2 separate regions of the Homo sapiens genome follow, and region 2 is linked to region 1. The links are chromatin contacts, found by POLR2A ChIA-PET in ENCODE. All regions are on one chromosome and are shown on one strand. Each heading gives the region's core, a stretch centred on a gene start or an enhancer-like site at or near the end of the contact. The rest is flanking DNA. Distances are from core to core; before and after follow the strand shown. Region 1 holds the start of RSKR (ribosomal protein S6 kinase related). Region 2 overlaps MYO18A (myosin XVIIIA).

Region 1 (4,677 bases), core at 40-2,539:
TTCGTATAGCACCATTGATTTTAGGGAACTGAGAGCTAACACAACCTAAAGTTTAGAAGGGGTTATAATTAGACTGTAAGCTTCTTGAAAGCAGAGACCATTGTATGTGAATTGCCCCATTGTGCCTTGGATGTGTTTAATAAATCTTTATTGTCTTGGTTCATTTTGATTTATTCTGCCTGCCCACTAATATTTACATTTTCTTTTACTCCTCTCCAATCTGCCAGGTAATCAAAGAGAAGCTAAGGCTGAAGTCTGCAACAGGCTCTGAGGTCCGGGGAAAGCTAGAAACTAAATCGGACCTGAACATGCAACAGCAGGAAGAGGAGGAGAAAGCCCGGCTCCTCATTGGTTTAAGTGTGGGCGACAAGAACCCTGGCAAGAAGTCCATCTTTGGCAGGCGCAAATGATTTGGCGATTCGAGTGGCTGCAGTACAGGATCTGACTCTGGCTCAGGCTCCAGGGACTTGTGGGGTGGGAGGGGCTTCCCGTTATCCACGAGGATTTGTGGGTGTCAGAGCCCATAGGCATCACTCTTCAGCACCTGGTCTGTTCGCTGCAGGGCATGGTGGACAGTAATGCTGAGTTCTGTCTCACACTGATCAGGCTCAGGGCCAGAGAGGCAACAAGAGAGCAAGACCCAGGGAATGGGCCCAGGGCAGGACCCTATTCCCTTGGGGTCAAGTGAAAGGGTAGGGGGATAGTCCTGATCAAGTGTGATAAATTTTTATAGACATATATAAATATATATATATTATATATATATTTCTAAGTGTAACTGTCCTTCCTCTGTGCCAGGAAACGGGAGGGGGCTGATCCTCTGATCCTCACTCCACTGTCATGTTTGAAAGAGGTATTGGTGTTCTGGAGTGGGGGTCAACCCCTCCCCAGTCTCTGTGCTAAGTTCACTTGGGAGGATGGCAGTAGGAGCCAGGGCTGGCCATGGGTCCCCTACCCTTCCCCGTAGGATATACCCTGGAGAATGGCAAAATGATTTAAAGAGAAAAAAAAAGATATTTTAAATTTGATGCTCATTTTTGTGTGTGTGTGTTGAGTGCATGCATTCAATCTGTGTATTCCTCCCTCATCAACCCAGAACATCCTGCAGCTGCCACTCTGAGGGTGGCCCCTTCCTTCCTCTGCCCTGAAGCTGTATCACAGAAATTTCTAGTCCTAGTGTGACTCTGGCCCCATGCTGATGGGTTTCTGCAGACTGGAAGAGGCGGGGCTCGTGTCACGCAGCATCAGGGAGAGGAATTGCTTATATAACTGGGACAGCAGATTTAGCAGAGAGAGGAGGCAGAGGCTGGGAATGGGAGCAGTAAGCTGTCGGCAGGGGCAGCACACCCAGCAGGGGGAACACACCCGGGTGGCTGTCCCTCACAAGGTAGGCTGTGGGGCTCTGGCAGCCTACTGAGGGGAGGAGAGGGAGACATGGGCTTGAGTCCTGGGAAGTTCCTGGTTAGGAGCATGGAAGTGATTACCCAATGTGGGGGTGGGGCAGGGAGGCTGTACTATGAAAGCATCACAGCCCAATACTGAGGTGCAGGCTGTACTCTTAATGCGTCATGGTGAAAATGTCCAACAATTATTTTCCTAGAGGATTTGAATTGTGCCCAGGAAATCTGGGGCTTAGCACAAAGCAAGGGTAATGGGAATTTTGCCTCATGCTCAAAAATGTACCTCTAGGGGTTGAGACTTAAGGGGAGGGAGTGCCTAGTAAGATGGGTGGAACCTGCTATGCCTCAGGAGCAGAAAGTTTAGAGTGGCTCCCTTGGTTCTCAGCAGGGTGGCAACATCCGGGGTCCCTGGGCCCGAGGCTGGAAGAGCCTCTGGACAGGTTTGGGAACCATCAGGTCAGATCTGGAAGAACTCTGGGAACTACGGGGGCACCACTATCTGCACCAGGAATCCCTAAAGCCAGCCCCAGTACTGGTAGAGAAGCCTCTGCCAGAGTGGCCAGTGCCTCAGTTCATCAACCTCTTTCTACCAGAGTTTCCCATTAGGCCCATTAGGGGGCAGCAGCAGCTGAAGGTAAGTCAGTGGAATCCCTGAGTGGGGTCTCAGTCTTTGGGAGAAGTTAAAAATGACCAGTCTCAACTGGCCTGTTCTCCATTCCTCTGTACAGATTTTAGGCCTCGTGGCTAAAGGCTCCTTTGGAACTGTCCTCAAGGTGCTAGATTGCACCCAGAAAGCTGTATTTGCAGTGAAGGTAGGGGCGTAGATACCACATTAGTCTCTGTTTCCAATCTTGATTCCAGAGAGGTTGGGAGGAATAAACAATTCAATAGCACTATCTATGAGTCATCACTACTCTCCTTTTATAGGTGGTGCCCAAGGTAAAGGTCCTACAGAGGGATACCGTGAGGCAGTGCAAAGAGGAGGTTAGCATCCAGGTATGCACAGAGTCCTGGAAAGGATTGTGGGAAGAGCTAGGCCACAGGTAGGGAAAGTACCTTTCTTGCCCACCTTCTTTTCCTGGTTCTGCCTCATCCATCTGCTTCAGCCTAGTTTAACACTAAAGTAGATCCTGGGAAAAGTATCAGCTCTCAACACAGTTTTCCCATGTCCTACTAGGGAAATCTCTGAAGCATGTCCCAGTGTATTCCTTAGTATTTGCTGGTTCTAGGATTACCAGATAGTCAGTTCCAAATATTGAGTTCCTCTGAACTGAGAGGTGAGGCAGCAGTTCCCCCTCTGCACATCTGGGTAAAACCTGATTTCTCAGCTGCCTTTATTCTCAATGACCCTGTTCCTCCCTAACTTCCTGTTTTCTTTGTTCCTAGCGACAGATCAACCATCCCTTTGTACACAGCTTGGGGGACAGCTGGCAGGGAAAACGGCACCTTTTCATTAGTGAGTGACTGGACTCTCTCCTCATCCCCCAGGGTCTTTGTACCATGTTCCCCACCTGAGATTACCTCTTTGGCTTGTTCTGCCTTTGCTCTGTCCCCCTTCTCATGGCACCTCTCTGTCCCAAAGGGAGGGGAACAGCAGGTGGTATCAGTTTGGGCAGGAGGCCTACAATGCCTTGAGCCCAGGCATTGCAGCTCCCAAACATTGCCTAGACTTCTGGCAATGTATGTAGCTCCACACTGGCTTTGCAGTGTGTAGCTACTGCAGCACAGATCTGTACTCCCTTTGGTCGGCTGTTGGCTGCTTTCCTGAGGCTTCCATCCGTCTCTTTGCTGCCGAGTTGGTGCTGGTACTGTGTAAGTGAAACAGTGGTAAAGGAAATGGGGAGGGAAGATTTAAGTTCGGAAGAAGGAGAGTAAAAAATTAATATTAATAATGGAAGTTAAAGAATAGGATAGGGATGGGATGAGGGCTACTAGGGAAACTGGAAAGGACAGAAAAGCTGCAGCATACCCCATACTTGTTATCCACAGGTTATCTCCATGACTTGGGCATCATGCATCGAGATGTGAAGGTAGAGTTAAGTGCTTTTTTCCCTTTGTCTGAGAAAGAGTCTCAATAAGAAGTGCCAACAAGTCCAAGAAGTTAGGGAGCTGAGAACTGTAGACATTGGGGCCCCCATGGGTGCCAAGGATTTGGGGAAGGGCTCTCTGAGTATAGATTTGAGTGCTGAGTAGGGCATCACCTTCAGCTGGGGTGTATACATGATGAAAGAGAGTTGAAAGGAAGAGGAAGAATTACTTCTCACCTGTGATCTTTCAGATGGAGAATATTCTTCTAGATGAACGAGGTAAGTCTTTTTCCTTCCTTAGCCCCAGGATGAGAGGTACTTTGGTTTGGGAATAAATCATGGCTGATGATGGGTGGAACAGTGGTGCAGTTGCCTTACCTTCTTTCATAGGCCATCTGAAACTGACAGACTTTGGTCTGTCCCGCCACGTGCCCCAGGGAGCTCAAGCCTACACTATCTGTGGCACTCTTCAGTACATGGGTGAGAGAGGTTAAAGCTGATGGGTAAGCATTGGGCAGGAGGATAGCTAAAGGATGTCTGTGATGAGTATCTTTGAAATCTGTAGCCCCAGAGGTCCTAAGTGGAGGACCTTACAACCATGCTGCTGATTGGTGGTCCCTGGGTGTCTTGCTTTTCTCTCTGGCGACTGGAAAGGTGAGAGAATAGTAGTAGTTTTGGGCAGAGAAGAGCTTTGCCTTGTGGTGGGAAGAAGGAAGACCTTAGGAAATCTTGCCGTATTCCTACTAAGGAATGAACCCCTACCCCTACCTCCACTCCCTACCTCTTAACTCAGTTTCCAGTGGCTGCAGAGAGAGATCATGTGGCCATGTTGGCAAGTGTGACCCACAGTGACTCTGAGATCCCAGCTTCTCTTAACCAGGGCCTCTCACTCCTGCTCCATGAGGTAAGGATGAGCACTGCTTTCCTTCTTGGCTACGAAACCATTAATGCTCTCCTGCCTTCATTAAAGTGATTTTTCCCCATTCCTCTCATCAGTTTTTTTGAGGGGGCTCCAACTTAACTACCTAACTACTTGCCATCTAAGCTGTACTGAGTCACATTCCTAAGTTCCTGGTCCCCCAAATCTCCTCCCCATCTAGAACAGAGAGGTCCCTTCTGAGAGAGTGGAACACTGTACACTCATCTGAAAACTCACAAGCACAGCTCCTTATTCCCACCTTTGCCCCAAATTAGCCTCTATTTCTCCCTCTTTTACAAATCATCTACTCTTCAGGGTTCTTATTCCTACC
Region 2 (4,428 bases), core at 755-3,254, 530 kb before region 1:
CTCCTCCTTTCTTCCTCCTCTCTCCTCCCCAGATGAGCTGAAAGCAATTCCTGCAGCCAAAACTAGCCCTTCCAACCAACTTCATGTTTGACAAGCATCTGTTTCTACAGCAACAATAAGAGCTACAGTTTTGGGATTTTGAAGAAAATGGGCGGGACAAAGGGTAGAGGATCCTCTATAGGGTCTTTCAAAGGCACAGAAGAGAGACCTCAAAATCAGTCATCAAAGGAAGACAAGCGATCTTGCTGCCTAGACCTCCCAAAATGTTGGGATTATGGGCATGAGCCATAACACCCGGCCAGCTTCAATTTGAATAGCCACTCATGGCTAGTAGCTACCATATTGAACAGTACGGCTCTAAACAGCTCCCAGAAAGAAATAGTTGGGTGTTCTTGAAGGTTTGTTTCCTCCTTCAGAGTCCCCCTGGTAAGGCAGGGGATGGTGGCATTTCCCCTTCCTCTCAAGAAGGAAGAGCTGTCCTCTCTGGCAATTTCTACACCTCAACCACCACCAGCTCTGGAATCCTAATGCCCCAGGGCCAGCAGGTCCCTGGCTGTGTGCCACCACAACTGGGGCAGCGCTTCCTTTCCTCGCCAAGGATGTCTTCTGCCCAGCTTTGTAACACACAGGTACTCACATGCCCCAGTGGATTTGGCCCAGGCTGTTAGCACAGAGGTGGTGGGTTGGTAGGCAAGGTAGAGGCTTTTGCTTCTTCCTGTTTCTATGGACATAGGGTTTGTGCTTTATTTTTTACTTCAGAGGGTTTTAGAAACAGGCCCAATAGGGGCTCCAGAGGTGAACACACAGATTCTCAAATATTTATTGGATGTCCAGTGTTACGAGGAACCTGAGGCTTGTCTAGAAGAACTTCTCTGACTTTGAGAATAAGCACCACAGGCCTCCATCTCTCACACCCAGGAAGACCTTACTGATATTTTATTTAAATTGCTGTGGCTGACCCTTAAGCTGGCTTCCTTTTTTTTCTTCTGTGGAAATGGAGAAGAGTTGTCATTTATATGAAAAAGAGAACAATGCTTCATTATGTTTATTCCCTCCTGTCTACCAGAGGGGGTGGATAGGAGAACATAGTGCATGTGGTACATTTAGGAGACCCAGAAGTGACCCAAGTCCTGATGAGATGTGGGGCAGGGCTGTGGAGGATTTTGGGAAAGGATCCTCAAGGCTGGCTCATGGCTTTGGGCCTTGGGGGAGCTTGGCAAAGCAGAGGCAATTTGGAAGTCCCCGGGGGCCATGAGGAAATCCCCAGCAGCTGAGAGACCTCAGAGAGCAGCAGGCCTGCTGTCGGGCCAGTCAGGTGGTCCCTGCAGTCGGCCGCATATGCCTGCCTAGTCTTTGGGGATTGACTCAGGGTCTTGGCAGAGAGGACAAGCCCAGGCGTCCCTACTTGGGCTCTGTGCCCGAAAAGGTGTGGTGGCACATGGCTCTGAGCAAACTGATGGGTGTGCCAATGCAGGGACTGGGTGGGTGTAGGGGCTGGGGGGAGTGTCAGAGCCCCAAGCCTCGGCGACCACCTCTGGGGCAGTGATCTGTGGCTCGCCGTCCCATACCCACTGACCTTCCTGATTGCTTGTCTCTAGACAAGCCCCTCTCTAGAACAGGCTTTCCTGGCGTCTTTTGACCTTGCATTCATGTATTCATTCATTTATTCCATCAATAAGCATTTACTGAATGCCTACTATATGTAGGAACTGTTTTAGGTTCTGGGGATAGAGCGGTGATAAAAACAAAGTGGGCACCGAGCTCATCCCTGCCTCTTCTTGCCCTACGCGTCCTGGGGACGGCGAGAGGCCATCTTGCCGCCGCAGCCCCCTCGGGCCGGAGCTCCTGGGGGACGCCTCCTGGGGGTGGGGCCTGGAGGCCGGCCTGGCGGAGGTGAAAGCGGCCCCAGCAAAGCGGGAGGGTAGATGAGAAGGGGGCTGCCACCCTCTGCTGGGCGCCAGCGGCGCTGCAGGGCGGAGCTTCCAGGGCTCTAGGCGCATGTGCTGGGCTTGGCCCCACCCCCTTGGCCCCGCCCAGGCTCCGGCTGGCCGGTGGGCCAACCCGGGAAGTGCCGCCCCGGGCCTGGGGCTGACTCGGCCCTCACAGAGCCTGACCCGTGCGTAGGGTGCTGAGTGGCTGGGGTGGCCCTGGGCATGCGCCGTTGGTCACTCCAGGTTTCCTCTCAGCCCTCCTTCTCCTCTCTGAGACCATCCCTAGGCTTCTTAAAGGGAGTCTGCCCTATAACCCTTCAGAATCCACTGGCTATCGGCACTGGTAGAATTTCATAAAAAATCTTGGCACCTCAATACCAATCGCTGTCTCCTAACACTACTGTTTCATACGAGGTGACATTTTGTTACTTACACACACACACACACACACACACACACACACACAAAAGAATAAAGGATAATTCCTCCCAAGAAAGGGAAGGGACTCCTGCGCTGGCATTTTCTTTGAGACAGGTGTAGACTCTAGTACTGGCCCTAGGGCTGGTGCTGAGGACCTCTGAAGTGGTCATCCTGGAAGTGCACCTGCCACCCTAGTGGCTGGGCCCTCCCACTTCAAAAGCAAGTGCTCCAGGCCCTCCTGGCCCTGAGCTCTGAGTGCTTTAAACAGGACTCTCCCCAACTCCCTAAATATAGTTCTATTATTGACACTTTACACACCGCAAATTTGTAATACAAGGATCATATAATTAGTACCCATTTATGGCAACAGTGCTTATAGACTTTTTTTTAGGAGTTTTGATTTACAGGGGAACTAGAGGGACAAATGGGGTCAGAGAAGTATTCTTTTGTTAAGATATATTTTGTTAAGATATATATATCTCATTGTTAAGATATATCTTAACAAAATATATCTTCCCAAGCTTTAAACCTTGGTATCTTTCCTTACTTTTCTCAATCTCCACCCAGACCCGCTTGTGCCCATTTCCCATCCTTCCCCAAATAGTCACCAAGTCCAGCTTATTTTTTCTCTTGAGTCACCCTCTCTTCCCCATCAACTGCCAGAATCCTAGGCAGACCCTTCTTATCTCTCATTTGGCATCACCTTTTACCTTGACTTCCTTTTTTTTTTTTTTTTTTTGTCACCCAGGCTGGAGTGCAGTGGCATGGTCGTAGCTCACTGTAATCTGTAACCTTGAACTCCTGGGCTCAAGTGATTGATCCTCCCACCTCAGCCTCTGAAGTAGCTAAGACTACAGTTGCAGGCCACCACGCCTGGCTAATTTTTAAATTTTTTGTAGACGGGTCTCTGTGTTTCCCAGGCTGGTCTTGAACTCCTGGTCTGAAGTGATCCTCCTGCCTCTGCCTTCCAAAGTTTTGGGATTACAGGTATGAGCCACCATGCCTGACTACCTTGACTTTCTAATGTTCTTTCACCTTCCAGCCTCCTTTCTCCTCCTCTTGCATCCTGTTAGCTCAGAATGTTTTTTGGTTTTTGTTTTTTGTTTTTAGGCAGGGTCTCTCACTCTGTCACCCAGGCTGGAGTGCAGTGGTGTGATCATGACTCACTGCAGCCTTGACCTTCCCTGGGCTCAGGTGATCCTCCCACTTCAGCCTCCCAAGTAGCTGGGACCACAGGCATGCCACCACCACACCCAGCTAATTTTTGTGTTTTTTGTAGAGATGGGATTTTGCCATGTTGCCCAGGCTGGTCTTGAACTCCTGAGCTCAAGCAATCTGCCTTCCTCGGCCTCCCAAAGTGCCGGGATTACAGGAATAAGCCACCATGCCTGACCTGCTCAGCATTCTTAAGGCACAGGTTAAATCATGCCCCATCACTCTCCAAAAGCTTGTTGTGCCTCCCATTGTTTTCCAGGCAGGTGGTGGTGTGTAAGGAGCTGGGCTCTGGAATCTGAACAATCTGAGTTCAAATCACCTGGCCAGTCACAATCTGTGTGATCACAGGCAATTATTTAACCTCTGTAAACCCCGTTTCCCCATTCCACAATTCCCCTTCTCATTACCTCGCAGGGTTTTGAGAGGAAAACCAGTAGCATGTGCCTGGCCATGGCTAGTGCTTGGTGTGTACCTTCTTGTTCCTTTGACTGCCCACCTTGCTTTCATCTCAGGTACAGCTCTTTCAGGTGAGAGTAACAGAAAGCCCAGCTCAACTGGCTTAAAAAGAAGATATGTGTTGTCACCAGTATCTGAAAAGTCCAGCAGTAGAACCGGCTACAGGCTCAGCCTTATCTGGAAACATTAACAGTGTGACCAAGACCTGACCTTTTCTGTCTCTCACCCCATCTTCTAGGCAGCCTTGGTCCTCAGACAAGTAATGGCAAAATGTCACAGCCCCAGGTTCTAGTTGTGTGGATAGAGATGTGTGACTCTTTGAATAATCCCCAAGTTTCATTATGTATCCTTGAAACTGATTGGGTCACATGCCCTCCATGAACCTATAGCCTGAGGATATTCTTAT

The links. ChIA-PET counts read pairs that join two places held with the same protein, here RNA polymerase II (POLR2A).
Region 2: POLR2A ChIA-PET joins it to region 1 with 10 read pairs in T-cell. The contact joins the enhancer-like site here to the promoter of RSKR in region 1. POLR2A ChIA-PET finds 5 or more read pairs at or near these places in 2 of 52 experiments (HEK293 and T-cell).

Annotation. Positions count from the first base shown.
Region 1 is chr17:28,610,797-28,615,473 of GRCh38, reverse strand. It overlaps RSKR (ribosomal protein S6 kinase related), which reads left to right and starts at 1,289. Exons shown (of 12, transcript NM_001174103.2): 1 at 1,289-1,387; 2 at 1,786-2,034; 3 at 2,129-2,212; 4 at 2,328-2,396; 5 at 2,787-2,856; 6 at 3,108-3,212; 7 at 3,390-3,430; 8 at 3,679-3,706; 9 at 3,818-3,907; 10 at 3,993-4,081; 11 at 4,221-4,331. The coding sequence starts at 1,313. BLTP2 (bridge-like lipid transfer protein family member 2) reads left to right here. Exons shown (of 39, transcript NM_014680.5): 39 at 228-1,028. The coding sequence ends at 410. The region is part of intron 2 of SPAG5-AS1 (SPAG5 antisense RNA 1); the gene reads right to left. RefSeq lists an enhancer at 2,925-4,124.
Region 2 is chr17:29,146,552-29,150,979 of GRCh38, reverse strand. The region is part of intron 2 of MYO18A (myosin XVIIIA); the gene reads left to right. The region is part of intron 1 of LOC124903967 (a long non-coding RNA gene); the gene reads right to left. Among named protein-coding and RNA genes, the nearest start is that of MYO18A, 32 kb to the left of the region's middle. RefSeq lists enhancers at 1,085-1,134, 1,155-1,344 and a silencer at 1,725-2,204. Within about 2 kb of position 2,004, at least 39 of the 41 ENCODE cell types and tissues checked have a DNase peak (open chromatin) inside an H3K27ac peak, as active enhancers do.